Regions from separate parts of the Homo sapiens genome. Here all the other regions are linked to region 4. Evidence: chromatin contacts called from ENCODE Hi-C or POLR2A ChIA-PET data. All regions are on one chromosome and are shown on one strand. Each heading gives the region's core, a stretch centred on a gene start or an enhancer-like site at or near the end of the contact. The rest is flanking DNA. Distances are from core to core; before and after follow the strand shown.

Region 1 (6,599 bases), core at 2,691-5,190, 220 kb after region 4:
CAGGACTGAATCAATGTTATATTTCCTAATTTTGATAAATGTACTGTGGTTATGTAAGAGAAAGTCCTTGTTCTCAAACTCTATAGACTCAAGTATTCATGCAAAATCACTAAGTCAGCAGGGCCACGCTCCCTCTGGAGGCCCTGGGGCAAATCCATTCCGGCCTCTTCCAGTTTCTGGTGGCCGTGGGCACGCCTCGGTGTTCCTTGGCCTGTGGCCACATCACTCCCAGCTCTGCCTCAGTCTTCACATGGCCTTCTCTTCTGTCTGACTCAAAGCTCCTCTGCTTCTCACTCATAAGGACACCCGTGATTACATCTAGGGCTCACTCAAATAATCCAAGATAAGCTCTCCCTCTCAACAACCTTAACCTGGCTGGGTGCAGTGGCTCACACCTGTAATCCAGCACTTTGGGGCTGAGGCAGGCAAATGGCTTGAGTCCAGGAGTTCAAGACCAGCCTGAGTTACATAGGGAGACCCCTGACTTTACAAAAAAATTTAACAATTAGCTGGGTGTGGTGGCGCAGGTCTGTAGTTCTAGATACTTGGGAGGCTGAGGTGGGAGGATGGCTTGAGCCCAAGAGGTCGAGGCTGCAGCGACCCATGATTGCACCACTGTACTCCAGCCTGGATGACAGAGCGAGACTTTGTTTGGGGTGGGGGGGGGGACCTAATCACATCTTTCACCACATGAGGTAATATTCACAGGTTCCAGAAAATATGATGTGGCTAATCTTTTGGGGGGCCAACGGTCAGCCTGCTACATCATTTTAAAGAACTGATAAGATTATATCACATCAAATACAGGAAGATTCCACATCATTTACCAATATTCTAATACACCGAGAGAATATTTAGACAAATTCATTCTTCCTCAGTGTTCATGACAGGAGAGATTGTAACTACGTTTATTATCTAATTTTTCAGCCAAATATTTAAGAATCAAATGAAATTCAACCTCAAGAAGGTGTAAGAGACGTACACCTCATGAAGGTGTAAGAGACGTACACCTCATGAAGGTGTAAGAGACGTACACCTCATGAAGGTGTAAGAGACGTACACCTCATGAAGGTGTAAGAGACGTACACCTCATGAAGCTGTAAGAGACGTACACCTCATGAAGGTGTAAGAGACGTACACCTCATGAAGGTGTAAGAGACGTACACCTCATGAAGGTGTAAGAGACGTACACCTCATGAAGGTGTAAGAGAACTAGAAATGTTGAACCACACACACAGAATTGGTCCTCGATACCGCACCACCGGCCTTCCCTACACTCCCCGCAGCACTCGAGAACTCACCCACAGCGCGAGGTGCCCCTGAACTGTCACCTGCCAGGGACAGCAGCGGCATGAGGAATGCACACAGCACGCACGCACTCTAGCAGGGCAGTGTGAGGACGGAACGAGAGCCGCGGCCCCGCAACTTTCTGCCATGAGGCCCAGACAGCACCAGTGTTTCCACAACTCAGGCACTCTGCTCTTTATTTAGTTTCAGGTGACTCTAAAAGATGCTCTTTTCCTAGGAGTTATCGATCTGAATAAAAAAATAAAGCGAGACACTCCACTGCCAGCATTTGGAGGTGGTGTTTTGCTGACTGACACTAACTGGCCTCCGCAGAACACGTGGCAGGTGCTAAAGAGAAGATGCCAAACCAACCCCTCCCTCCATGAGCCTGGACTCCAGTGCGCCAGGCCCCTCACCTCTGTCAAACCCATGCATGCCTTGAAGCCCCGTCCTGAGTGGCTGTCTCCCCTGTATTGACAATGAGCCTCACGGGCTCCCTCTCCTCTTCCGCCTGTGTGTTTGCTGTTGTCTCCTGGTGAAAACCAAATGCCAGCTGAACACGAAGGCCACATTTCAAAGCCCATCTGCTGGGTCTAGAGAGGGTCCATGTAACCTGTTCACAGACGAGCCCAGCACATACGTGCGACGTGGGATTTTATACGCGGATCTTTGCCTCGGCACGCAGGACCACTTGCAAAGGAGCTGTATTTCTCCTCTGTCACTAACTAAATCCCCTGGGATGCAGCATACAAGATGCAATATGTCACTCATTGGCTGATCTAACAATTTATCTAACAAACAGGGAGCCCTGAGTATTTTCTAGGCATGGTTCTGAGTTTTTGTCTGTTTGTTTGTTTTTTGAGACAGAGTCTCACTCTGTTGCCCAGGCTGAAGTGCAGTGGCTCAATCTTGGCTCACTGCAACCTCTGCCACCTGGGTTCAAGCGATTCTCCTGCCTCTCCTGAGTAGCTGGAATTACAGGCACCTGCCACTGCGCCCAGCTAATTTTGTATTTTTAGTAAAGATGGGATTTCACCATCTTGGCCAGGCTGGTCTTGAACTCCTGGCCTCATGATCCACCTACCTGGGCCTCCCAAAGTGCTGGGATTACAGGCTTGAGCCACCGTGCCCTGCTGATTCTGAGTATTTTAACAAACCCCCTTCAGAGGCACAGCACCATCATCCTGTCATTCTCTTCTAGGATTCCAGTTAGAACGGAATAAGTCAACAAGAAAGAAAGGGGGTTCTAGACTTGAGATGGGGCTGAGGTGAGACAATGAACAGGGAGTCTGAGGTGCAGGGCTGGAGTTCTGGTGAGAAGATGTGCCTGGAGGAAGAGAGCAGGAGCCTGGCAGTCTGAGGTCCTGCACAGAAGAGCCAGCAGGCTGAGGAGGGCAAGAGGAAAAACAAGTAACTGTGACCCACTTGGGGGTCTTGGCCCTGACCGAGAACTGGAGGTTCCTCTCCAGGACAGGGACCATGGGGGCTCCATCCCTCTCTCTGGACTCTGGGGGAGGTCTTCCTCTCCAGGACAGGGACCATGGGGCTCCCTCCGCCTCTCTGGGCTCTGGGGAACCGTGGAGAGGACACCTCACCCAGCCTGGGAGTGGAATTGTTAACCCTGCCTCTTGAGATGCTGGAAGAATTGGGAAGAAGAGAAAGCAGAGAAAGGAAGGCTGTGTAACTGACAAGATCTGGGCATACTTGAGGCAGAACTTTGAATGACAACAGCTAAACTGAGCTTCAAATAAATACATAAATATTAATTCTGAAGACACTTCAACTCCTTACAGCTATAAACTATTTATGGTTTACTTTTTCACAACCTGCCTTTTTCAAAACAGGATTTAAGTTAGTAAATAAGCTATTCTCAGAATAATAAAAATTTAAAGTTTGCAGGCTCAAAAAATAAGCTAAGAGAAACAAAAAGGGAGGGAAAAATGACAGAAATTCTTAAGTTTAAATGCATTCAAACGGGCCTGTAAAGGCATCTTACTATTCCTGAGCCGAGTAAAAAGGAAACGAAAACTTAGAGTAACATGATTAACCACCACCCCCCAAAAATCTTTTCTACGAGGTGAGGAATGAGGAGAACGTGGCTGTGCGGAAGCCTCTTTCCTCCCGCCCTGTGCCTGAGCCAGCCGACTGCCCTCCAGGAAGTGAGCCTAGCCGTCAATTCACAAAAGACCTGCCTTTCTTTTTTTGTTTTTGGAGATGGGAGTCTCACTCTGTCACCCAGGCTGGAGTGCAGTGGCACAATCTCGGCTCACTGCAACCTCCACCTCTGGGGTTCAGGCCATTCTCTGCAACTTCCGCCTCCCGAGTTCAGGCAATTCTCCTGCCTCAGCCTCCCGAGTAGCTGGGATTACAGGTAGCCGCTGCGCCCGGCAGAGACCTGCCTTTCATGCAGAGGAAAGAAAGGGGATAAGGAGTAATCAATAATGGACAGTGTGAATAATCAGAAGAAGCAGAGGCCACTTCTTGTGAAGAGCGAGAGAAATGCCCTGGAAGAGAAACGAAGCCACTGTTGGAATAAAACAAACACAAACATCGCCCCCACCCCACACAGCAGTGAAAGCCACTGGCTTGTCGGGCATGGACAGCAGAGGGCTGCGATGACACACACAGACAGAGAGCATCTCTGGAGGGCCCCAATCCACGCACACTGAGGAGTCACTGAACCGGAAAGATCGCAAGTGACTCAACACCACGATACTGCAATCCCAGGGCGCCGCTCCTTCCACCTTCTTCATGCATTATTTAAAAACCCAAGAACCAACAAACAACTGCACAATCTGAAGTTAGAAAACGTGAATGGGTGACTGTCTATTCTGAGTCAGGCGTTGCTCTGGCTCAAGTATAAACAGGCATAACCACTGCTTTCCTTTCTTAATTTTTATCTTGAAATAATTTTAGATATTCAGCAATGTTGCAAAGCTAGTACACATGGCCTTAACCCAACATGCCCGACCATTAGGTCTTACATAACAATAGTATAATTAACGAGACCAGAAACTCATTTGTACAATACTATTTGTTTGTTTTTTGTAGAGAAAGGGTTTTGCCATGTTGCCCAGGCTGGTCTCGAACTCCTGGGCTCAAGCCATCTGCCTGCCTCAGCCTCCCAAACTGCTGGGATTATAGGCATGAGCCACCACACCCAACCTGTGGTTGTCCCTGTCTACAGGACACTAAATTTCCCCTGCTGATTCTTCTTCCTTTCGCCATCCACCCATATGTCAAAAGGTCCTTCTCCTTCCTTTTTGTCTTTTTCTGCTGCAAACTTGTACCTATAATTTTCTGTCAACTACCTACAACCCAAGGTGGACAGAGCCTTGTGGTAGTGGGGAGATGGAGAACATCAGGAATTCCATGTTGGATTGGGTGTTACCTCTTTTTACGATTTTCAAGTTGGAGTATATTGTGTCTTTCACACTGAGGACATGGCTTTTACAAAGTTTACTTTTCTCCTTCTTGTTCTTCTACATTATTCTGGAGGAAATACTTTGGAGACAGGAACCTAAGACACAACCATTTCATCAGCTACCTGGAAGTCCCCATCCCTTATTTTCTAGAAGACTAGAGACCAGTGAGCAATACTGATATCAATCCTGCTACCACGATCATCGCAACAACACACCATACAGTTGAAGACAATGATGGAGTAGGAATCATATCCTGTGAAAGAATAAAGGAGTAGATCTTTCTTGGGGTTTATTTTGTTATTCTTTTGTAAGGTAGAAAGGATTAAGGATTTAGGAACAGTTTCCAAAGAAAATGACATCAACAGCAAGACTCGATGCATGAATAGAATTTAACAAGTTGAGGAAGAGAAAACTGCCCAGCAAACGCCTGAAAAGGTGGAACACACTGAAATGTCAGCAGTCAGGCTGCAGTCTGGTGAGAGGGAAGGTGGGAGGTGAGGCTGGAGTCTGGTGGGAGGTGAGGCTGGAGTCTGGTGGGAGGGAAGGTGGGAGGTGAGGCTGTGGTAGAGAGCAGGGACCAGATCAAAAGCAATTTTTCCTCCCAGGTAAAGAGTTTAGACTTTGTACTGGGGCCAACGAAAAGCTGTTAAAATGCTTTAAGCAGGCCAAAATCCCTCTCAAATGAAACCTAGAATGTCTCCAGAGTGGAGAGCAAGTGCCAAGTTTAGGAATTACTGTTCAGTTTTTGGGTTACACTTTCTTTACTGCACTTCAAAGACATGGAGAAGAGTTATGACAGCTGAAGAGCATAGAATTGAAGCATAGATTGTGTCTCTCAGAGCACACTGTCAAAGGCAAACGTTAACATGGCAGTTAAAAAAGAGGTATATTCACTGCTAAAGATGAGAAAATGATTATTTTTCTTATCACAATAAGAGCTCATCACAATAAACAACCAAAAGAACAACATGGCATAATGCAACAGCGTGCCCCTGAGAGCAGCCTTCCCGCCCTCCCAGGTCCACTGGCACGAGGCAGTACCTGCTCAGGAGGTGGGAACCGAAGTCCCTCACCTTTCTATATGTTTGGGTTTCCGGGATCTACCTGAAACTGATTATTAAAATACAGCTCTCCCCCACACGGGTGACTTTATGTCAGATGAGGCGGCACTAGGTAAAGGCCACCAGGCTGCAAATCAGGATGCCTGGTCCCGCTGTGCCCTGGCTAGCGATGAGCCCTGCACCTCCCTGACTCTGTTCTCCATGAAATACACAGGGACAGAGCCTGAGGCCACTGAGGCCTGCCCGGTTCTGCTGCAGTGGGGACCGCAGTTCAGCCACCACGCAGGCTTCCAGGCCTGGAGAAGCAGCCACCCTGCTACTTTACTTTTGGTTGCAGTTAATTAGCTAATGCTCCACCTCAAAATCCAACTGTATGCAGTATTCCGACCCTGCAGACCCCTCCAGATGCTGGCACACCCGGTCCAGCCTCACTCACTGCGGAGACAGGGCACTGGGTGCAGAGGCACCCAGGAGCTGGTGCTGCCTCATCTGCCCTCAAGTGTCAATTCCAAGACGACCCACAGCGCTGATGTCCAGAGGTCCCGGGGGCCCTGATGCCTGGTGCTGGCTACCCCGGAACAGAAGAGCTGCTGGTTTCTTGACACGCTGGCCATTTTGTTTCTTTTGATACTATTTCTGAACTGTCATTTAAATCAATAGCCGGGGGTGACTCCATCTACACAGTGATTCACTTCCCTCAGAAACTTTTACATTTAATCAAATCCCATTCGCCATTCATCTTTACTTAACCACTTCTAACCTACTGGAACTTTCCATATCGATAAAGCAGCAGTAGGACATTACCATTTTGCATAAACACGACAAA
Region 2 (7,106 bases), core at 1,278-3,777, 190 kb before region 4:
GTGGGCGGCGGGGAGGGGAGCGGAGCAGCCTGTTCCCTGGCTGCCTACCCCCGCAAGCCTCCACTACAGGGGTGAGAACCAGCCTGGCAGGGTGTGGGTCGGTCCCAGCACTACCACCGGGCACTGGCTCTGCCTGCTGGCCAGTGTGAGCAGACCATGCTGTCCCCAAGGCCAGAGCCTGCCCAGCCACATCCCCCAACACGGAGCCCGGCGCTCCCCTGCCCTTGCAGCCCACCCTGCTTTCCCACACTAAACCCCACCTGCCCCTCAAAACAACGGGCTTGCTACTCCTATCCCCAGTAGGCCTTGACCCTCCAGAGGCGCTGTAGGGCCTGGCCACAGGGTCACCTAAAGGGGACCTGAGATGGCATTTAGGAAGTGAGAAGTTTGATCACAGGTGAGAGGCCCTGCAAGGCAACCTTAAGCAGACTTTCCAGCAAGCTCTGCTCCATGCTGAGGCCTCTGCCGCCACCCCCACTGCCGCTGCCTCCTCCTCCTCCTCCTCTCCTTTCTCCTTCTTCTCCTCCTCTACTTTCTCCTCCACCTCCTCCTCCTCCACAGCTGGAGCGCGAAGTACTTTTCCTCTGGTTATGCAACATGCACCTACCAGGGCTTCCTGCTCCTGCTCCCAAGAACCTCCAGTGACCTCTGAGGCTCCTTCTCCAGGAAGGGGTAGAGTGCGACAGCCAGATTCAGGGGTACCCTGGGGCCTGGGGAGGGCATGATGGCCGTGGCCAGGACGCCACATACTGCAGCCATGGAGGAGGACACCTGAGCCCGCTGTGCTCCAGCCTCAGCCTGGCTGCTGGACTCCTTTCCTGACCTTCAGGATCAAAGGGACTGGGTGGGGAGGGTGTGCTCCGAGAAACAAGTGGGCTTGTGCACAAGGAGGGGCCTGGAGATGAGCACCCACCCATGCCCCTGCAACACCACTCAGACCAACACCCAGGCCTGTTCCAAGGCCGCCTGCAGGGTCCTGCCCCGCTCCTCCCGCAGGGAACTGCCAGGGATGCTGGGGTGCGCCTCCAGGCTCTGAGTGGCCTGTGATGGGGGTGCCTGCTTTGGAGGGAGCTATTCGGTGCCCAGAATCCCTTAAGTGGGGCAGCCTCAGGAATGTGTGTGAGGTTCCATGGAGAAACCCCCAACGCACCCCATCATGAGGATTCTGTGCCCTCCCTGGGGACTTTTCCAGCGGTGGCCGGCCCGGAAAGCATGGTGGGCAGAGAGCTCAGGGCCAGAGAGCACTCAGCAGGAGATCCAACGCCTGGCAAAAGAAACTGAGGCACTGAGAAAAGGCAGGCCCAGGGGGCTGCCCAGAGCCACGGCCTCCACACTGGTTGCTGTCTGAATAGGACTCGGGGGAAGAGAAGGTGCTGCTTGGAGTGGTCACCCCAGGACAGCAGTGTAAACTAGGCTGCAGGGCCCCCTGGGTCTCCTCACCCTGAGAACGGCACCTTCCAAACTAAGGCCCCTGGAGCTGCTCCGGTTGCCCACCCTACAGGCGGTTTCTGGGTTTTTAGGCTACGGTACTTTCTCACGCTCATGCTCAGTTCCCCAGGGGAGAGTACAGCGAGGGGTACTGGCCTCATTAGCAGGGTACGGCAGCCTCCCTGGCCGGGAAGAGAGTTGGTGTTTTATTTTTAAGTCTTCCACTTACTCAAAGGAGCCCCGTAAATGGCTGGGAGTGGCACACAGGTCACAAGAGAAACCCAGGGGAAGTCGGGGGAGAGACAGAAAGTACGGCTGCACGGTGCTCTGGCGGGGCCCCTCCAGATCCTGGGGACAGGGAGGAGAGATGTTCCCAGAGCAGCAAGGCAGGGATGGCCAGCCCCCGAAGGACGGGGGGAGCTGACACCTCCTGCCTTGGAGCCCCCACATGAGCATCTGGCTATGGCAGAGCCTGAGTCAGCGCATGACATGCGGCTGCCACTCTGTCTAGGAATGACAGCTGCCTCTCCTCACCTGCTGTTCCAGGACACTGACTCCTCATACAGAGAGGCCACGACTGTACAGGGCAGATCCTGGAAATCTAGGCCAGGCAGGAGCTTCACCACACAAGGGGCCGGTGCGGGGACGGGGAGGAGAGGAGGTGGCGGCCAGCACTGCAGGGCCCGGCCAACTGTGACCTGCTGTTGGACGGGGATGACCTATACGGGGCACGTCCGAGCTGTGTGGAAAGTGCAGGGGACAGAGCACGGCCTGGTCTGTACCTCCTACCTGGCAGCCCGGCCATTTACAACGGCCCTGAGCCTGCCCCATGGGCAGGCAGTCCCAGTGGCTGGCCCCCTCCAGTCCCCGCCCGCCGCTGAGCCACCGGCTGCGTGCTTAGCTGGGTGCCATGGCGACAGCACTATGGAAACACCCAGCTGAAAGCATTTAAGACCCACAGAATGCTCCCACTTAGTCACCCTGGGCTGAACAGCCCCGTGATCAGAGAAGACAAAAGTGATCAGAACACATCTCTCCTCTCCGCAGCATGCGGTGACTCAGAGTGGGGGAGGGGCATTCCAGAAAAAACCAAGGCGGCTTTGGTTTACCTCATCCGCCACGGCTGCTGCAGCTTTCCCACGTTCTTTAACCCCCCAGGTCCCCTGCAGCATATGAATGAGAACGTAATTCTTGGCCTTCAGCTGTCACCATGGGTAACACTTACTCGAAAGGATGCGGCTGCGGACCGGTCAGCTGTGGTGTGTGGGGTGAGAATCAGGTGCCCCAAGTAGCACATGGTCACTGGCCACCTGCAGGCTGCAGCCAGTGGCTGCTCTAAAACCCACTGACCAGGCCTCCCAGGCTGATGGGCACGGTACCCAGGCAGAGGAGGGAGGGCAGCATGGCAGGTGGTTAAAAGGAGATGGGAGGACCCTTAAATCTCACGCTGAACACACGTGCTCTGAGCAAGACCCGGGCTGGGCTGAGCAGAGGGTAAGCCGCACCCTCTGGCCCCGGTGGCAGGTGGAAGAGCTGGTCATTCCGCTCCCCAAGGAAGGCATTACAGGAAGATCCTCAGGAAGGGAACAGTGCCACTTTGGCAGGATCAGGGATCCATGAGCCCTGACGGTCCCCATTTTCCTGGGAAAAAGGCCCAGAGCTTTCAGCAGATTGGCAAGGGGTGCCCAGGAACAACAGGTCCCAACAGACCCACAGCTTGGTATTGGGATGGACAGTCTGGTGAGCACATGCCCACGGGCACAGGAGACAGCAGGTCGCTTCTGTCCACACCAGTGGGCTAGACACACAAACAGGCTAGAGGATCACAGACCAAGCTGTCCCCAAGAGCCAGCAAAGGGTTGGCAAGATGCAGGAGAAGTGGGGGCTAAGATGTTCGAGTGGCCCAGCCCTGAGGCTTGGGGAAGCAGAGTGCCCGACCCCTGGCTGCCCTGGCCCCGGGGACACTGAGGGTCCCTGTGTCAGCTGCGGATGCAGAAGCCCTGAGAGGGCTCCGTGGCTCCTGGCTCCTCACACTCCTGTTTTTCCTGGTCAGGACCCCTCAGAGATGTTACTCCAGAGAAACATGGCCACACGGCTGTCCTCACGGGGGTGGTGGGGGGGAGGGGTTGTCCACAGACAGCCTTAGCCTGAAGAGCTTTGTGAAAACGAGGATGGGCTTCACACCCCCCGCACGTCGCCAGACTCCACGCTGGCGATCACCGGCCCTGCTATTATCTTCTCTGAAGATCTGAACGAGGGTGCTTTGTCTCTGCTGTGTTAATTATACACCCTTTAAATAGCACGCATCTCTCCCCTTTCTCAGACCTCAATCCAGGCTATAGGCCTCGCACACCCAGAGATGGGGGGCAGCCGGAGGGGGGATCCTGGGGGCACCAATGCCCCCCACCAGCCCCCTGCATTACAGTGAGCAGAGCACCAGTGCCGCTTCCCAGGACCCCCACGATGATCCTGCCGGTGCTACGGAGCCCCCATGGTCTCTGGGAGGCAGCATCCCCAGGGATGCGGGGCCATCTCTCCCTCCTCACTCACGACCGGCCAGCGAGGGCTGCACCTGCCTCACCTCCCTCCTCCCCCATCATCTCAGAAAGGGAACAGGGGAAGGTAACCCAGCAGAAACCCTGGCTCTCCTTGTAGCCCCGGGCATCTCTGTCCAGAAAAGCCCCAGGAGGTGGTGAGTGGACAGGGCAATGCTACCCTCCTCTGCAGCAGGAGTTTCAGGCCGCTGAGGAAGCCTCCAGAGCTGGCTGAGCAGGGTCGTCCCAGGGCCAGCAAGTCGAGCCCATGCCCAGTGCGATTCTGAGCAGGGGCCCGGCTGCCCCACCCTCAGTGCACATGGGTTAGGAAGGACAAGTTGCATCCAGCGGGCCGGGGCTCCCTCCTCACACTCAGGTCCTCGTGCCCACAGCCCAGCCCAGCCCAGCCCAGCCCAGCCCAGCCCAGCCCAGCCCAGCCCAGGGAGTGGGTGGGCCACTCGCCTCCCACCCTGGGTTCCAGATGCAGGATGGGGCATGTGGACACGTCCCCCGGGCCCTGCTCCCTGCCCCCGAGCGGTGGGCACAGGCTGGGCTCTGCTCTCAGCCCCATTCCGGGCCCTGTGGACACAGCCACACCCCTCTGTTCTAAGGAGGAGCTGGACCAGGCTGTGACCACGCCCCGCGGACACACTGATAAACCCACAGAGAAGGTGTCCCCTGCCCCAGCATGTCCACCGTGCCCCGCGTGGTGTGGAGAACATTCCCTCCAGGCAGACGGGCACGTCTGTCAGCACCTGGCCCAGCAAATGTGGCAACGACCACGGTCCTGGGGAGTGAAGGTGCCGCTGCCCAAGGCCGTCAGGGCGGTGCTCCGGGCCGGGCCCCTTACGTAAAGCTCTCCCGTCCTAGTTAACAAACACCCCAAATGCTTCCTAGCCCCAGTGCCCTGACCTATAACTAAAATTACTTCTTTTCATGGAAATCCCAAAACACCATCTCAATTACAAGCAGTTCTTGAACAACAGGAGGCCCCCGGGCCCAGCCCCGCTCAAGGGCACCCTGGCAGGCAGACAGAGAAATCCACTCTGCCTGCCTCTCTGGGGCAGGGCCTGGCCAACCTCACGCCCACCCCTCCCTGCAGCCCCACCTCTGCCCCCAGGGCCTGGTGTGGTGTGTCCCTGTTTCAGCTCAGGCTGAAGGCCTGGCCGCTGCCACACAATGAGCCCGGCAGTGGAGGCGGGCAGTGCGCATCGGGGGCCTCGGCCTCGTAGGCACCCTGGAGCATGAAGCCGCCCCTCACACGTGCCATGGGCCCAGCCTCGCTGCCCAGCAGCCTCACAGCTCCCAGGAGCCTGGTGCTCCGCATACATGCAGCTCAGGTGGGGTGCAGCTGGCGCCAGGTTTCTGAGCCCACTGGAGACCCCGGCAATCACTTCGAGACACCCAGCTCTTGGGTCGCTGAGGGAACCCACATCTGACAATGACACAGCATGCTACACCCCCAAAGACCAGAGTCAGGCACCAGCCACCACCTCCCCTTCATCAGCGGCAGCTGAGGTGGGGGGCCCTGTAGATGGGGGCGCCCGTCCAGCCCGTGGAGCTGCCTGAACAGCCTCCACCTGCATGCACCACCCACATGGCTGCACCACCAGCCAGGCCCCGGCCAGCTCTAGGCTGCCAGGTGAGGGACATGCAGGGCCAGAGACCCCAGAGGCACTAAAGGGTCTCCAAGGGAAAGGCCTCTGTGGCAGGGGCAGCTTGGGAACCGCAGGGAGGCATCTGCTTCTCTGCTACTCACGCCCCTGGCTGGACACTGGCTTCAGGCCACCCTTGCGTGGGGTCACTTCCACTTCCGGCAGTCCGGCAGCCCCCTCCTGCCCGCTCAAGAAAGCAGCCCCAGGAGCCCGAATGGGCCAGACTCCTGCCCTGCACTCCAACGACGTGTGGGCACACCTGCCTCTCTCAGGGTCTTCAGGATTGGGGACAACTGCTATGGTCGCCAGTGACCCCACAGGGCATACACTGGAGACAGCTAGAAGAGCTGGGGGCAGGCAGGTCCAGGGACCGAGGCAGGGATCTCAAGGGGGCACCGTGAACTATACTCTCTGCGTAGACACCCCCGGGCTGCCCCCAGCATAGGGTGCAGCTGCTGGGCTGGTCTGTAGAACAGCTGGGAAGCAACCAACCGCTTTAGGAATGGAGAGGCCGGTGAAGAGGTCTCTGCTTCCCCCAAGAGTACTTCCAGCAGGCCCTTTCCCTGCAACCAGCAGGACTTCGCTGACAACCTAGGCCCCAGGACAGTAGACCCCGCGAGGCAAGCCAGGAGTTAGGGACAGCTAGGAGGCCTGTGGGGTGGGGTGGGGTGGGGTGGGGCCACATAAATGGGGGTGGGGTGCACTGGAGGGACGGGGCCTCCTGCACCAAGGGGTGGGGCCACACAAGCAAGGGCAGGGCCTCCTGCACCACACAAGTCGGGGCACACAAGTGGGGGCGGGTCCACACAAGTGGGGGCGGGGTGGAATGCACTGGAGGGGCGGGGCTGCACATGAGTAGGCGGGGCCAGCCAGCCCAGTTCCCCAGCCCAGGGTGCTTCCTCTCTTCAGAAGTGGAGAGGACATGCAACAGCTGGGCCCCCAGCGGCCACACCCTAAAGTAGAAGTCCCACAGAGCCCGCTGGCCGGGTTTGCAAAGGCAATGGGAACCAGCAGGAACAGCCCTGGGTGGGGCAAGGGGCCTGGAGCAGCGAGGCCGGCAGCACATCCCAGCCAGGCAGCCACATGGCACTCACCCCAGGATGGTGGCCGCAGCCTCCCCGCAGCTCGGGGGGCGCGTACGCAGCCACATACCAAGTGCCCCACCCCCTCAAACTCCGATGTGGGGCTGGGGATGCTGACGGCTCCGAGGCCTGGCCTCCTGGGCTTCCAGGCCACTGGGGAGCAGAAAGCACACCGGGGTGTGGCTCCCTCTGTTTCCCACCCCAAAATGTTGTTTCGAAACCACTTAGCACTTACTAGCTATCTGCTGCGTGACCAGCTTGTGCTTGGCACCAAGTGGGACGCAGGAGAAATGAGACCTAGCCCTTCCTGAAGAAACTCGGTGACTTGGGAAAAACCACAAAAATAAAACACCTGTGTGGTTAAGAGTTGAAGCCCCGTCTCCCATTGACAGAGGAAGGAGGCGGAT
Region 3 (6,935 bases), core at 3,083-5,582, 250 kb after region 4:
TCCTTCTACTGTAGCCCAAAGTGAGGGTGCGACCCCCTGGCCTAGGGGCCACCATCACCCGGCACTGGATCAAGTGCACCCTCTCTCTCCTCTTGCTGGAAGTAAACGGCACCACCTGAGCCTGGCATCTGGCATCTGTTCTCAGGGACTTTGAACCACACACTCCCCTTGCCCCTGGGTGGCACTTGTCTGTCTTTTAACACTGGCCGTACAGCCTGGCCATCCAGGGAAGCATCAAACACTCTTGTGGGGGGAATTTAATCTTGAAAATCCAGCGACACAATGCAGTGGGCAGAGAGCTGAAGCTGAAGCAACAGAGGAAAGTCAGGAGGTGGTTTAGGACCAGGGACCACTAGGATGTGAACACAGCTGGCTCCTGTGGGGACCCCTGGGCCCAAGCAGATGGAGTCCCATCAAAGATGACTACATCAGAAAGGAAGGACCCAGCCCTCACACACAGGGAGGGGAAGGAACGTCCTGCAGCGTAACTGCTGAGTGGGGAGCAGAGACCCACAGGGCCGCAGCACGGCGGAGACCGGGCACTGGTGTGGACATGCACCGCCCCTCCTGCCAAGCTCCCAGTCCACTATGAGCCTCCAAGCTGCACCCAGACTTCACAGAGGCCCAGCTCCTCGGCCACTCTGCCTGCACTCACCCCGACAGGAGCTTTCTCCCGACATACACTCCAGGTGGAGAGACCACAGCTCTAAGAAAACCAAAAGACTCCTAACAAAAACACACAGGAATCTTAAGGGATTGGTATTAAATTATACAGTATATATATGATCAGTATAGTCAATAGTCAAAGAACCTCTTTTCTTTTTTTAATTAGAGACAAGGTCTCACTATGTTGCCCAGGCTGGTCTCCAACTCCTGAGCTCAAAGGATCCTCCTGTCTTGGCCTCCCACGGGCATGAGCCACGGTGCCTGGCTGAACCTCTTAACAGTTTTATGAAACCAATCTATCAAGACAAAGGCTCTTTTAAGAATTAAATGTTACCATGAGGCTCTCAGCAGACACCACACATATTATTTGGAAAGGAAACAAGTCCTCACAACAGAAATTATACCTTATTCAACTTAAAAGTCTCCATTTTGAACTCATAGAACTCAACAATAAAGACAAACAACCCAACTAAAAAATGGACAAAGGACTTGAATAGAGACTCCTCCAAATGGCCAATAAGCACATGAAAAGATGGCAACATCACTAATCATCAGGGAAATGAAAACCAAAACCACGATGAGATTCCACTTCATACCCACTAGGACTATCATAATAATAACAATGTAAGAATACAGAAAGTGACAAATGTTGGCCAGGATGTGGAGAGACTGGAGCCCTCATACACTGCTAGTAGACATGGACAAATAGTACAGCCACTGTGGAAAATAGATTGGGAGTGCCTCAGGGAGGTAAAATACAGGGTCACCATATGACCCAGCAACCCCACTAGTGGGCAGGGGCCCACACAAACACTAGCATGCACATATTCATAGCGGCATTATTCAAATAGCTAAAAGGTGGAAACCATGAAAGTGTCCATCAACAGATGAACCCATAAAATAGAAATGTAGACTAGCCATACAATGGAATGTTTTTCAGCTATAGAAAGAGTTGAGGCTGAAGCAGGATGATCACTTGAAGCCAGGGGTTCAAGACCAGCCTGAGCAATAAAGCGAGACCCTATCTCTACACATGCACACACAAGAAGGATTAAATTACTGATACATGCAATAGCATGGAGGAATCTTGAAAACATTCCAGATGCTAAGGAAAGAGCCCAGACGCAAAAGGCCACATACTGTATGGCTCCATTTGTGTGGAGTACCTAGAACAGGCATCTCCAGAGACAGAAGGCAGGCTGGTGACTGCCTGGGCCTGGGGGAGGAGAAATGACTGCCGATGGGCTTTGGGTTTCCCTTTGGGGTAAGAAAAGTGTTCTGGAACTAGACAGTTATGACAGTTATGACAGTTGCACAAGATTGCAAAGATGTTAAAAGCCAATTGAGTTGTACACTTTTTTTTTTTTTTTTTAAGATGGAGTCTCGCTCTGTCACCCAGGCTGGAGTGCAGTGGCGTGATCTCGGCTTACTACAACCTCCACCTCCCAGGTTCAAGCGATTCTCTTACCTCAGCCTCCGGAATAGCTGGGACTACAGGCACCCGCCACCACGCCCAGCTAATTTTTTTTTTTTGAGACGGAGTCTCACGCTGTCGCCCCAGGCTGGAGTGCAGTGGCGTGATCTCAGCTCACTGCAAGCTCCACCTCCCGGGTTCATGCCATTCTCCTGCCTCAGCCTCCTGAGTAACTGGGACTACAGTAGGCACCTGCCACTGCGCCCGGCTAATTTTTTGTATTTTTAGTAGAGACAGGGTTTCACCATGGTCTCGATCTCCTGACCTCACGATCCACCCGCCTCGGCCTCCCAAAGTGCTGGGATTACAGGCGTGAGCCACCGTGCCTGGCCATTTTTTAAATATTTTTAGTAGAGACAAGGTTTCACCATGTTGGCCAGGCTGGTCTCCAACTCTTGACCTCAGGTGATCTGCCCACCTCGGCCTCCCAAAGTGCTAGGATTACAGGCGCGAGCCACTGCGCCCAGCCAAGTTGTACACTTTAAAATGGTGAACTTGACGTTATGTGCTTCGTATGTCCATTTTAAAAAAATCTCCATTATGTGTCATACCAACAAGTAAATCGCGGACATTTGGGAGGGAGCTGTACAGAAGCCCTTGTGAACACCCAAATTCATGAACACCACTGTGACATATGGTTTCCCCTGCAAAATGAAATCAAGTACCGCAGACACTTTGAAGTGGCCGTCCCCCTCCAATCTGTTATTGATCGTTTCCCCCTTGATCAGCACTTTCCAATTTGGCTGGAGCAGGATTTTACAACTCTTCCTAGTTGCATATGGCGAGCATACGGTGGGTTCCTCATCGTCACCTCCAAATTTAGCTTTCCATTCTTTAACACATCACACCTTCCACTTTCTGACTTAGAAGCAGCACTTCCATCCCTCGCCTGGCACCTGCCTGTCCTTCAGAGCCATCTCCGCATCGCTCTGTATCACGGTCCCCAAGTTAACTCAGGAAACACACATGGCACGTGAGATCTGTGAAACGACAACAGCTGAGCTACAGTTTTAGTCCCCAGCCTGACGGTGGGGGGTCCTCATTTGCAATTTGTCATACACACAGACAACTCCCTTGTTAAAGGGAACATGATGATGAGAGATAATATCCTCGAGAGGCCTGTTAAGGACAGAGTTAAGCCCCTACTTCTCTCTAAAAGTATTACACTTCAAGTAGGTCAATTAATAGAGGAAGAGTCAGGAATGCAGTTATCCCCGCAAGAGGATAAAACCAGAGATAAGGCAGGATGGGGAGGGGCTTAAGGCAGCAAGACTCCTGGGCAGAATGTTCTGGGAGGGGCCTCCACCACCTCAACCATGAGGGAGAGGAAGGGATAAGGGACAGAAAGGGATGGGAAGTAAGGATCTGATGACCAACCACCATGGCCTCCCTGGTGCAAATGCTTTATATACTTTTATTCTGTCCATTAACTCTCATTTGCATGTACAAATTTTAAAAGTTTAAATAGTAATTTGTCCAGAGTTACATTTCTAAGAAGTGGCAAAGCCAGAACTAAACCAGTTCGCATTCTTTCCACAGTTAAGCTCTCCCCACCCCACCCCTCAGTGCACTGGTAGAAAGGAGACCACATTTCCCAGGGAGCTCCCCTACCAGTGAGAGGGGCGCTCCCGCCCAGAAAGGGAAGGAGCGGTGAGCCCAGCACGACTCTGCGGACCTACGAGGCAGAAGGGAGGAGGCGGACTCCACCAATCTTCCCTAGGCAGTGTTTAAACAGGCTGCGGCCCATGCTGCAACCCACTCTAGTCAACACGCGTGCTCTTCAATCCCAAATGGGCTCTCTAGTGAATCCCCTAGGTGGCCTCGGAGAGCAAGAGTCCAACACAGGGCTGGCCAGCAGGGGTCCCCTCTGGGACCAGCTCTAATGGACTGAAACCCTGAGGAGTCTAGTCACAACAGGCTGCCATCCTCCAGGAGGCTGCAGAACCATGCCTTTCTTTCATTCTTCTTTCTGTAATGTCTTTGGTGTGCCTAAAAGAATTTATAGGTCATGTCACTAAGGTATTCGGAGGGATAGCAGTAGGTGACAACACCTTTATGCTCTGGTGCAATTGGTCTAAAGAGTCCGGAATAAACTGCTTCGCATAATCTAAGCTTGCTTCCAGGAAGCTGCTTCCAATACCATGGCCTCTGGGGACAGGGCAAGGCAGGAAGTGCGTGGGCAGGGCTGACTACGAAGGCTTCTGGCTGAAGAGCATGAATCAGAGTTCTCACTGAACACGGCACGCACGTGGAAAAGCTTTCAGGCGAGAAGCACTAGAAAGGAGGGAAGACGAAGTGGGAGAGCACTGCTGAGGCCAAGGCAAAAATATAAGTAAAAACATTGATCATAGGAACAGTTCTTAACTTTCTGGGCAGTAAGCAGTTAAGTGAAACTGTCAAAGCACCACAGTTAACCCCAAGACCACCAGAAGATATTGTCTGTACCGTCCTGCAAATTTAATGAGTACACAGGCAAAGTGCTTCACACCAGGTACTGAATTATGCAAGCTGTGAGCCATCCACCCACAGTTCTGCCTTTGCCCATGAGTCCTCACTGGCAGCTTGTCACAGAAACTCAAGGTGGATGAAGCCCAACCTTAGGACCCACAGAGAAGAAAGTCAGGTGAGTTTGGGCAGGAGGAGGGAGGGCTGGCGGCAGGGCAGACAGCAAGACGGGATGGATGATGGAATGGTAATGGCATCAGGGCCGCACGCCAAGGGATGCTGCCAATCGCAATTATAGGGCCATTTTCACCAGCTGAACTGGACTGTCAATTTGGAACTAATGTCGCAACGTGAATGCCCCAAGCAGGAGTCACAGCGAGTAACGGTCCACCTTGGGCTGTTCCATGAATAGCTTTGGAGCACCTCCAGGTGTGGAGTACTGTCCTAGGGCAACTTAGCTGCTTCTTCCCCGATTATCCATATCTGAGCCTGAAAATCCTAAGAAAAGGTAGAACCCACTGATTTATGCGTCTTGACTGCATCTGTATTAGCCCATTTTCATGCTGCTGATAAAGACATAACCAAGACTGGGCAATTTACAAAAGAAAGAGGTTTAATAGACTTATAGTTCCACATGGCTGTGAAGGTCTCACAATCATGGCGGAAGGTAAGGAGGCGCAAGTCACATCTTACATGGATGGTGGCAGGCAAGAGAGAGCTCGTGCAGGGACGTGAGACTTGTTCACTACGGACAACAGCACAGGAAAGACCCGCCCCTATGATTCGATTACCTCCCACTGGGTTCCCCCTATGGCACGTGGGAATTGTGGGAGTGACAATTCAAGATGAGATCTGGGTGGGGACACAGCCAAGCCATATCAGCATCCATCTATAAAATTCATTCCAAAACATTTGGGGGTGGGGGGCACAAGGAAGCGAGTGACTTGTGCTGATACCAATTGCTTTGCCCACAAAGCAGAGGCCTGTCTAATCATCCCAGGGGAAAGAAGACAAGTGGATCTTAGAAGCCATCCATGCAGTGCTCCCCAAAGCCAACCCGGCTGCCTGACTAGGCGCCTCCCACCACACCTAGCAGTGTGAGCACTCAATACCAAGGGTTTCACAGTTTGTCACACATGGCCACATGACACTCCCTGTGAGGTGGACAGGTCAAGCAGCAGCCCCATTCAGGGACAAGGAGAAGATGCCTGGATTCCAATTATCCTCACTCCAAACCCCTAAACAACATGGAATTACACATAAACATTCAGTTCTGCAAATAACACTTGTGCCTAAAATCCAAAAGACACACCTGTTAAGTAGAACCAAAACTGCCCACCACTGGCCTTCTCAACCCCCTTGCTCCCCAAACCCCCTCCTCCCAACAGGAGGTATAGTCATCAGCTTCGGTTCATTCAAAGCATCTCATAAAAGCACACAAACAACTCTATTATCAATACCACGAAAGGATGACTGTCATTTACATTAAAATGCAATAACAATTTCTACTGGGCTAATGGACCAGATCTTGGGAGCTGTTTTGTTCTCTCCTTGAACATACTCTGCTTGGGGTTAGGCACTATAAAAAACATGTTTATCTAATGGCAAAACCAACTTTCATCCCTTAACCACAAATTAACTGTGACACATCTGAGAAGCACGGTGAACTGAAGGGAAGCTGACATTCAAAATCTGTTCACTGTAATCCACAAACCAGGGCTGTGCATGGATAAGTAAGAACTGTCCACCACATGGAAACTGACTCAACCTGACCGCTCAGCTCCCTGGAAGCCCCACGGCCGCCACACAGGACTTGCTGCCTTCACTACTCGCAGACCTGGACAAGATGAGAATGAGCTCCTACAACAACGTGGCTCCATGACTGAGGAGCGCCTTCCGCCTCCTCCCCTAGACACACCTGCCCGACGGACAGACTTGGTCAGTGGAGGCACCGCCATGCTGTTTCATCTTCCTTAGTAAATGATAGATATTCCCATAGAAACTTATTTTTAAGGCACCAGAAGAATTAAAGCTCACCCCAAGTAAAGAGGTGTGGCCTCTGCTTCTGGTGTTGTCCACTCTCTCTGGGGAAAGAAGGACACAGAGAGCGAGGCCCCTCCTGCTTGTCTTTTTCCACAGGCTCCAGCTCCTAACTTCCATCCTGTACTAAACTGCCAGTAGCCCCAATTTGTTAGAAAAATTCTCTAAAAAGATAAATTCTTCACTGTATGGTCCCAGCTTTATAATAATCTCCTACTCCCATTTCCCAATAAAACTTTCATTTGAGACTTATGATGGAATGAGTGAGGTTTTACTGCAGAATTTTCCACTGAAACAACGGTCGGCATTT
Region 4 (6,762 bases), core at 943-3,442:
GCGCTTGCCACAGCTGCACCAGGGCCGGCTCCAGGCTCCGCAGGGCTGTGTTCCTTTCTCGCCCTCCCCTCCCTTGCATTAGTCCATCCTGGATCCATTTCTATGGTAACTCATTTTCAAAACCGTAAAAAATGTCACCGTATCTAGCAGAGTCGTGAAAACTGGTCCCATCTAGCCCAGGCCTCTGATCTGCGTTCCTGCCAGCGCTCTCGGGATGAGGCTGTTTCTGCGGGAAGAGCCTTCTCAGGCCACCAGAGTCCCGAGCAGAATTAACTCCCGCCTCGCCTCTCAGCACGGGTGTGCTTGGACTCTGGCCGAGACGCAGGGTTTCGGGAGGGAAGGCGGGTGGAGCACACAGCAGCGTGGTCCCCCATGGGACTGCACTCTAGCTGGGAGCTGGGGCTGGACGGATGAGCGTGGGAGTGACATGGTGTGGGGCCACATGCATGGGTGTCTGGGGGTGAGGAGGGCACCTCAGGCTGGGTCCCGGGACATGTGGACACAGGCCACAGACCGTCTCCAGCCATCCTTCCATCCTGAGCAGCTCCACGGCCACTTGTGGCCGTCAGGAACACAGATAAGTGCAGAGGGCAGACGCATGGGCTGGGGGCCGGGACAGGTGAGGCCTGTGTCCACACATCCATGCGTTAGCAAGAAACAACTTTATAGGACTGTGGTGGTAAAAATGGCGACATCATGCTTTGATGTACTGGGTCAGGCACCTACATGGGGATCCTGGCGGTGGGCCAGGCAACCTCCCGGCAAGACCACCTGGCTCTGAGCTGCACGGATGGCAGAGGGGCCGGGCCAGGGGCCAGCCAGGGGTGCTGCGGGCAGGTGCAGTGGAGCGGCTGCTGCTGAGACGGGGGGCAGGAGGCTGAAGGAAGGCCTTGAATGTCAGACAATGGTTTGGCCTCTACAGAAAATGCGGTTTTAACGAAGGCTTCACCTGGAGGGTGGTGAGGAGCTGGTGTGAAAGAGGGCCTGCCCAGTTGTGGTCTGCAGAGAGCAAGACCCAGGGCAACGAGGCCTGGTGGGATGGGGGCACTGGAAATAGGAGGGATTGAGGTAGGGGATTCTTGTGGATGTCAGGCCAGACGAAGGGCTGAGTGAGAAACAAGCAGGATGGAGACATCAAAGAAGATTCTAGAACCTGACACAGTGCTGAGACCTGGGTTCCCATTTAGTTTCACAAACATTTATCCTGCCCCACCAGGGCCAGGCACTGCTGGGGGAACCTGGGCTCCATCAGCGATCAAAGGAAGCCAAGTACCAGCCAAGGGGCTTCATTGCCACGGGGAAGAAAGGAAACACGTGACTGAGGGTGTAAGAATGCAAGTGCTCTGGGGAAGGCAGAGCAGGGAGGGCGCTGGGGGCGGGGCTTCTGGGGGGCCAGGAAAGATGGGGAGGCGCTGGGGCAGGGCTTCTGGGGCACCAGGAAAGATGGGGAGACATGGACTCTCCAGGTTGCCATGGTTCTGAAAGCCTCTGCAATCTTCACTGAAAGGACTAAAGAGATTGCTGTTCTTTGGCTGAAATGAAAGAAGAAATTGGCTGGAAACAGGGAAGTGCTGTGCACAATGGGATTCTGTGTAAGTTATGACTTCTAAACACTTAGGTAAGCACGGTGGTTTCCAGGTGGTGTGAGTGACACCTCACTGAATATGAATGAGGCTGGCTTTGCAGGGGCGACTTTGTTTTCTTTCCTTCCTAAACTCCAGCTCATTGTGAAACTCTTTCCTGTCAAATTTCCTAAGATTTGAATGATATACGAATAAAACTCAGTTTTCTCCAGTAAAAAAAAAAAAGTCAGGAATCACATTGTATAAGAAGGATGGTGGAATGGGGAGTCCAGCTCCTTCGAGAAGACAGAAAAGAAAGAACCGGCAGAGGAGAAAACTCATGGAGGCCAAGCCCCTGTGTCCGGGCCCCAGGCTGCTGTGTGCTTCCCGTCTGGGTGGCCCTCAAATGAAACTGCGATTCTTCGCCCTGTACTCCACCGAGACCAGTACCGAGGATAACAACGGCATTCACTCATCACAGACAAGAGCTAAGTTTCACACAGGAGTTGGGCGGGGCCTCCGCAGTCCCTCTTGCCTGTGGACAGCACCCAGGGCCTCAGGCATGGCACGCGCACAGCAAACAGCAGCCTCAGCAAGTTCAGCCACCTGGAAACTCCACAGCTGTGAACTTTCTGTAGCCTTCGCCAGCAGAAGGGGAGATGCCCATGTGGTATCCAAATGCCCAGGGGGAAAGGGAGGTGCTGTGGGCGTGGGGACCTGCAGACGGAAGCTCTCAATGGTGCCATGGTGACCCAGCGCCACACTGCCTGGCTTGAGCTTCCTGGATCAACAAAAGGTGCGGTTCTGCACACTTGCAGGCCAGGTGCAACTTTTTATTTTGATTCTTACTTGATGGCCAGATACGTGTGAGTGGAGGGACGAGAGTGAACCGAGAACCCCATGGAGCATGGGCCAGGTAGGGTGGCGGGGCCACCAGGCCCTTGGCAGACGGTCACCAGGTGAGCACCGAGGGGTGATGCTGCTGTCGCTTCCTGTGAAAGAAGAAGGCCAGTCGAGCACAGTGGCTCATGCCTGTAATCCCAGCACTTTGGGAGGCTGAGGCGCGCAGATCACCCGAGGTTGGAAGTTCGAGACCAGCCTGACCAACTTGGAGAAACTTTGTCTCTACTAAAAGTACAAAATTAGCCAGGTGTGGTGGCATGCGCCTGTAATCCCAGCTACTTGGGAGGCTGAGGCAGGAGAATTGCTTGAACCCGGGAGGCAGTGAGCAGAGATCGCGCCATTAAACCCTAGCTGGAGTGACAAGAGGAAAACTCCATCTCAGAAAAAAAAGGAAGGCCACAGTGAGCACACGGCCCCAGGAGGGCCACAGTGGAAGCAGGGAGACCCGGGAGAGAGCTGCGACCACCAGGCCAGAGCTGCTGGCTCAGGTGGCTGCGAGGCGGGGAGGAGACGGCCACAGATGCCCGGCTGAGAGAAGGATGTGTTGGGGCACAAAGAGGAGTCCCCGACTCCTGGCCAGGAGTCAACCTGAGTAAACGCCGGTCCCCTTGGCTGCAGAGGGAGGACGCCCACTTCTGCAGGGAGGGGTGGGAGATGCCCAGAGCCGATGGTACTGGCTTCGACACAGGTGGCATTGGGTTTGCCTGTTCTGTACTTTTGTGCCCCAGCATGCACAGTGGGGGCACTGTCAAAATATCTGTCCAATCCGTGGGAGAATCCCAAGCCCTCTGACTCACAGGAGTATCCTTGGAGGCCAGGGTGCGGGCAGGGTGTGCCCTACTGTCAGGCTCTCTGAGCTGAACTCAGCCTTGTTTTTCTATGGCCTGTGTATGGTTCTTATACTTTTTAAGTGGTTGAAAAAAAAATCAAAGGAACAATATTTTGTGATGTGAAGTTACGCAAAATTCAAACTTCAGTCCACACGGTTACATAGCAACATGGCCAAGTTCATTCACCTACACGCGGTCTCTGGCTACTTTTGCACCACACTGGCAGTGTTGGGGAAGTGCCAAGGGGCAGTCCCACCTGCAAAGCTCTTTCACAGGAAGAGTTTGCAGACTCCTGCTCTAACCTACACGTGACGGAAGGGAGCTATCACCTTGACCTTGATGAGCGTGAACTGGGGCAGAGGTGGCACTAACCTGCTGGAGGCGCTAGAGAGCTATTCACAGGAGCTGTGGCCGGGGCCAGGGGAAATGTGTAATCAAAACAGAATACTATGAATTTACATTTTCTAGTACTTAAAAAAAAATTTTTAAATACCTTTTTTCATTGTAGATTTATAAGTAGAATTTCTGCAGACAGGTTTTAAAAGACTCTTGCAGGCTAGCCTGGAAACCTAACCACTATATGTAACATTAATTCTATTTAAAAAGTGTATTCCAGTTCAAAACAAACATCTTACAAGTGACGTTAGAATATATTTCATTGGTGACTTGGCAATACCTTGATTTATACTCGAATATACGGAGTCAACTCTGCGCTTTCTGGGCACTTGGCATATTTTAGTGGACAGCCAAATGCACAAAGCTGCAACGTTATTTCTCAATGAAAATTAACAAGTTGGCGTGTCTGGGCTAAGCTGGCGTGTCTGGGTTGTTGTGTAGTGAACCTTTCAGTTCTCCATACCCTGGAGGGCATGGTGCAAGCTCTGGACTCGTTCTATCCAGAGGTGCTCAAGGCAGCAGCTGGCCAAGGCTGGGAGCACACCCACAGGGTTGCCCGGTGGGAACTGCCTTGGCGGATGCCCTGCGTCTGTTTCGGGTCTTTGGGCTCCTGTCATGCGCTGCTGTCATTGTGGCTGGACCGCCATCCCCAGGAACCACAATGGAAGTAGAAAGAAAGCTTGAAGCTGAACACAAGTGAAAAGCCCATCATCAAAACTCACTAGACGGAGACGGCGGGGTGAGCAGGGGCGGGGTGAGCAGGGGTTGGGTGAGCAGGTGCGGGGGGAGCCGGGGCGGGGGGAGTCGGGGCGGCGGGGGGTGGGGGGAGCGGGGGGGGAGCGGGGGCAGGGGTTGGGGGAGCCGGGGCAGGGGTCCCGCAGACCTGAACACACACATTAGGAAGGAAGAAAAACTCAAAGTTAATGAGCTGTTTTTATTTTCTGTTTGAGAACTGTAACAGGACAAGAGAGTGAACCTAGAGAAAACAGTAGAAAGGAAACAAAATAAAGTACTGGAATAGAAAAATAAAGATAAAATAATGCAGTAAATCCACAAAGCCTAAAAGTTAGAACTTGAAGACACTAAAGAAATGAACAAACATCTTAGAGGATTAATCAGGAAAAAGGGGAAAAGGCAAATAAACAACAATAGGAATAAACGGGGACATATCTAAAGAGGCAGCAGATTGGGAATATCAGTAAAAGCAGCTAAAACAATAAAGAGACAGCAGAGATTAGAGACTCATGAGAATACTGCAGACAGCCTCAAGGGAAAGAATGAGAATACTTAGCTGAAATGAATAAAATCCTAGAAGAATAAAACTTTTTGAAGCTAGCTTATGAAGAAATAGAGAATGTAAATAATCCTATCAGCATTAAAGAAATGGAATACAGAATTCAAACCCACCCTCACAACACTACACTAGCCCAGACAGTTCAGGGGCAAATTCTACTCAGACACCGAAAGAACACATCATCTTTGTCTTATAAAAATTGCCCCCGAGGACAGGGAATGACGGCGCACTCCTGAGCCAGTTTTTTTGGACAGGGAATGAGGGTACACTCCTGAGCCAGTTTTGTTTTGTTTTGTTTTGTTTTTGTTTTGAGATGGAGTCTCACTCTATTACCCAGGCTGGAGTGCAGTGGCGTGATCTTGGCTCACTGCAACCTCTGCTGCCCGAATTCAAGCAACTCTCCTGCCTCAGCCTCCCAAGTAGCTGGGATTACAGGCACCTGTCACCATGCCCGGAGGAGCCAGTTTTACTAGGCAGGTACAGACTCAATGTCTAAACCAGCCAGGTCAGGACAAGAAAAGTCACAGCCCAACCCACTCGTGAATGCCAATGGGGAGCGCCCAAAGAAATAGCTGGTGAGCGTAAGGCAGCGATGTCAGGGGACATTACCACGCTGGGTGCCCCCAGAAATGCAAGGATATTTCACAAGAAATTCAATCATGTAATTCCCTACCCTAACAAACAGCCATGCACAGGGTCATTCTGAGATGCAGAAAATACATTCAAAGAAATTAATTCCATTTATCAGGAAAATTCTTAACTAACTAGAATAGAATGGGAATTTGCACTCATAAAAAGAGTGAACCAAAGGGAAGGGAATTTCTATAAACTGATATAGAGCACCCACTCAAAAAATCTACAGCAAATGTCGTATCAAAGGTAAAAGGTTAGAAAGGTTTCGTTTACTCTCAAGAGAGAAACACAGATGTCCACTGCCATTCTTTTTTTTTTTTTTGAGATGGAGTCTTGCTCTGTTGCCAGGCTGGAGTGCAGTGGTGTGATCTCCGCTCACTGCAACCTCCGCCTCCCCGGTTCAAGTGATTCTCCTCCAGTAGCTGGGACTACAGGTGCGCACCACCACACCTGGCTAATTTTTTTATAGTAGAGACAGGGTTTCACCATGTTGGCCGGGATGGTCTTGATCTCCTGACCTCGTGATCCGCCCGTCTCGGCCTCCGCCTCCCAAAGTGCTGGGATTACAGGCGTGAGGGACCGTGCCCAGCCCACTGGCATTCTTTCTTTTTTTGCCAGCAACAGGTTTTAAAAAAGATATTACTTAAAATTACAAAAACTGAAAGGTAACGTCATGCCTGTGACCTTTATGCAGAAAGTTAGACTGTCTTGAAGACATAAAGAAGACTTAAGTAAATGGAAAGATACACCCTGTTCAGGAGCAGGAAGACTCATGATGCAAGGAAGTCAGTCATCCCAGGGAAATCCACCAATTCAGCGCCATTCAAACAACACCCCAGTGAGGCTGCTGTCGACACAGAAAGCCTGACTGTGAAATGTATACAGCAGAGCAAAGGGCTAAGAGCGGCCAAGACAGTTCTGAGAAACGAACTGAGGAGCGGGCTCAAAGGTGCTGCCCCCGCAGCTGTGGTGTGACGGCGCGGCCGTGTGGGGTGTCGGCGCGGCTGTGTGGGGTGTCGGCGCGGCCGTGGGGTGCCGGGGTGGCTATGCGGGGTGTCGGTGCGGCCGTGGGGTGTGTCGGTGCGGCCGTGGGATGTGTCGGTGCGGCCGTGTGGGGTGTCGGCATGGCCGTGGGGTGTTGGCG

What was found. A loop is a pair of places that touch in the nucleus more often than their neighbours do. ChIA-PET counts read pairs that join two places held with the same protein, here RNA polymerase II (POLR2A). Pooled maps may share reads with other maps.
Region 1: a map of IMR-90 shows a loop between it and region 4 (2.1-fold over the local background). The contact joins two enhancer-like sites. A Hi-C loop is called at or near these places in 4 of 168 maps with a recorded cell type or tissue (CD4-positive, alpha-beta T cell, CD4-positive, alpha-beta memory T cell, IMR-90 and 1 more) and 11 of 50 pooled maps. POLR2A ChIA-PET finds 5 or more read pairs at or near these places in 4 of 52 experiments (Panc1, activated CD4-positive, alpha-beta T cell, activated CD8-positive, alpha-beta T cell and 1 more).
Region 2: a map of chondrocyte shows a loop between it and region 4 (2.5-fold over the local background). The contact joins two enhancer-like sites. A Hi-C loop is called at or near these places in 3 of 168 maps with a recorded cell type or tissue (CD8-positive, alpha-beta T cell, chondrocyte and psoas muscle) and 4 of 50 pooled maps.
Region 3: a pooled map shows a loop between it and region 4 (2.8-fold over the local background). The contact joins two enhancer-like sites. A Hi-C loop is called at or near these places in 3 of 168 maps with a recorded cell type or tissue (CD4-positive, alpha-beta T cell, CD4-positive, alpha-beta memory T cell and naive thymus-derived CD4-positive, alpha-beta T cell) and 10 of 50 pooled maps. POLR2A ChIA-PET finds 5 or more read pairs at or near these places in 4 of 52 experiments (CD4-positive, alpha-beta memory T cell, HCT116, activated CD4-positive, alpha-beta T cell and 1 more).

Annotation. Positions count from the first base shown.
Region 1 is chr17:80,676,177-80,682,775 of GRCh38, reverse strand. All of the region lies in intron 3 of RPTOR (regulatory associated protein of MTOR complex 1), which reads right to left. Among named protein-coding and RNA genes, the nearest start is that of RPTOR, 130 kb to the right of the region's middle. RefSeq lists enhancers at 5,513-6,037, 6,038-6,564. Within about 2 kb of position 3,940, at least 5 of the 41 ENCODE cell types and tissues checked have a DNase peak (open chromatin) inside an H3K27ac peak, as active enhancers do.
Region 2 is chr17:81,090,377-81,097,482 of GRCh38, reverse strand. All of the region lies in intron 6 of BAIAP2 (BAR/IMD domain containing adaptor protein 2), which reads right to left. Among named protein-coding and RNA genes, the nearest start is that of MIR657, 31 kb to the left of the region's middle. RefSeq lists enhancers at 1-852, 853-1,742, 2,360-2,654, 3,525-4,415. Within about 2 kb of position 2,527, at least 11 of the 41 ENCODE cell types and tissues checked have a DNase peak (open chromatin) inside an H3K27ac peak, as active enhancers do.
Region 3 is chr17:80,647,273-80,654,207 of GRCh38, reverse strand. The region is part of intron 3 of RPTOR (regulatory associated protein of MTOR complex 1); the gene reads right to left. Among named protein-coding and RNA genes, the nearest start is that of RPTOR, 110 kb to the right of the region's middle. Within about 2 kb of position 4,332, at least 10 of the 41 ENCODE cell types and tissues checked have a DNase peak (open chromatin) inside an H3K27ac peak, as active enhancers do.
Region 4 is chr17:80,896,426-80,903,187 of GRCh38, reverse strand. All of the region lies in intron 20 of RPTOR (regulatory associated protein of MTOR complex 1), which reads right to left. Among named protein-coding and RNA genes, the nearest start is that of CHMP6, 92 kb to the left of the region's middle. Within about 2 kb of position 2,192, at least 11 of the 41 ENCODE cell types and tissues checked have a DNase peak (open chromatin) inside an H3K27ac peak, as active enhancers do.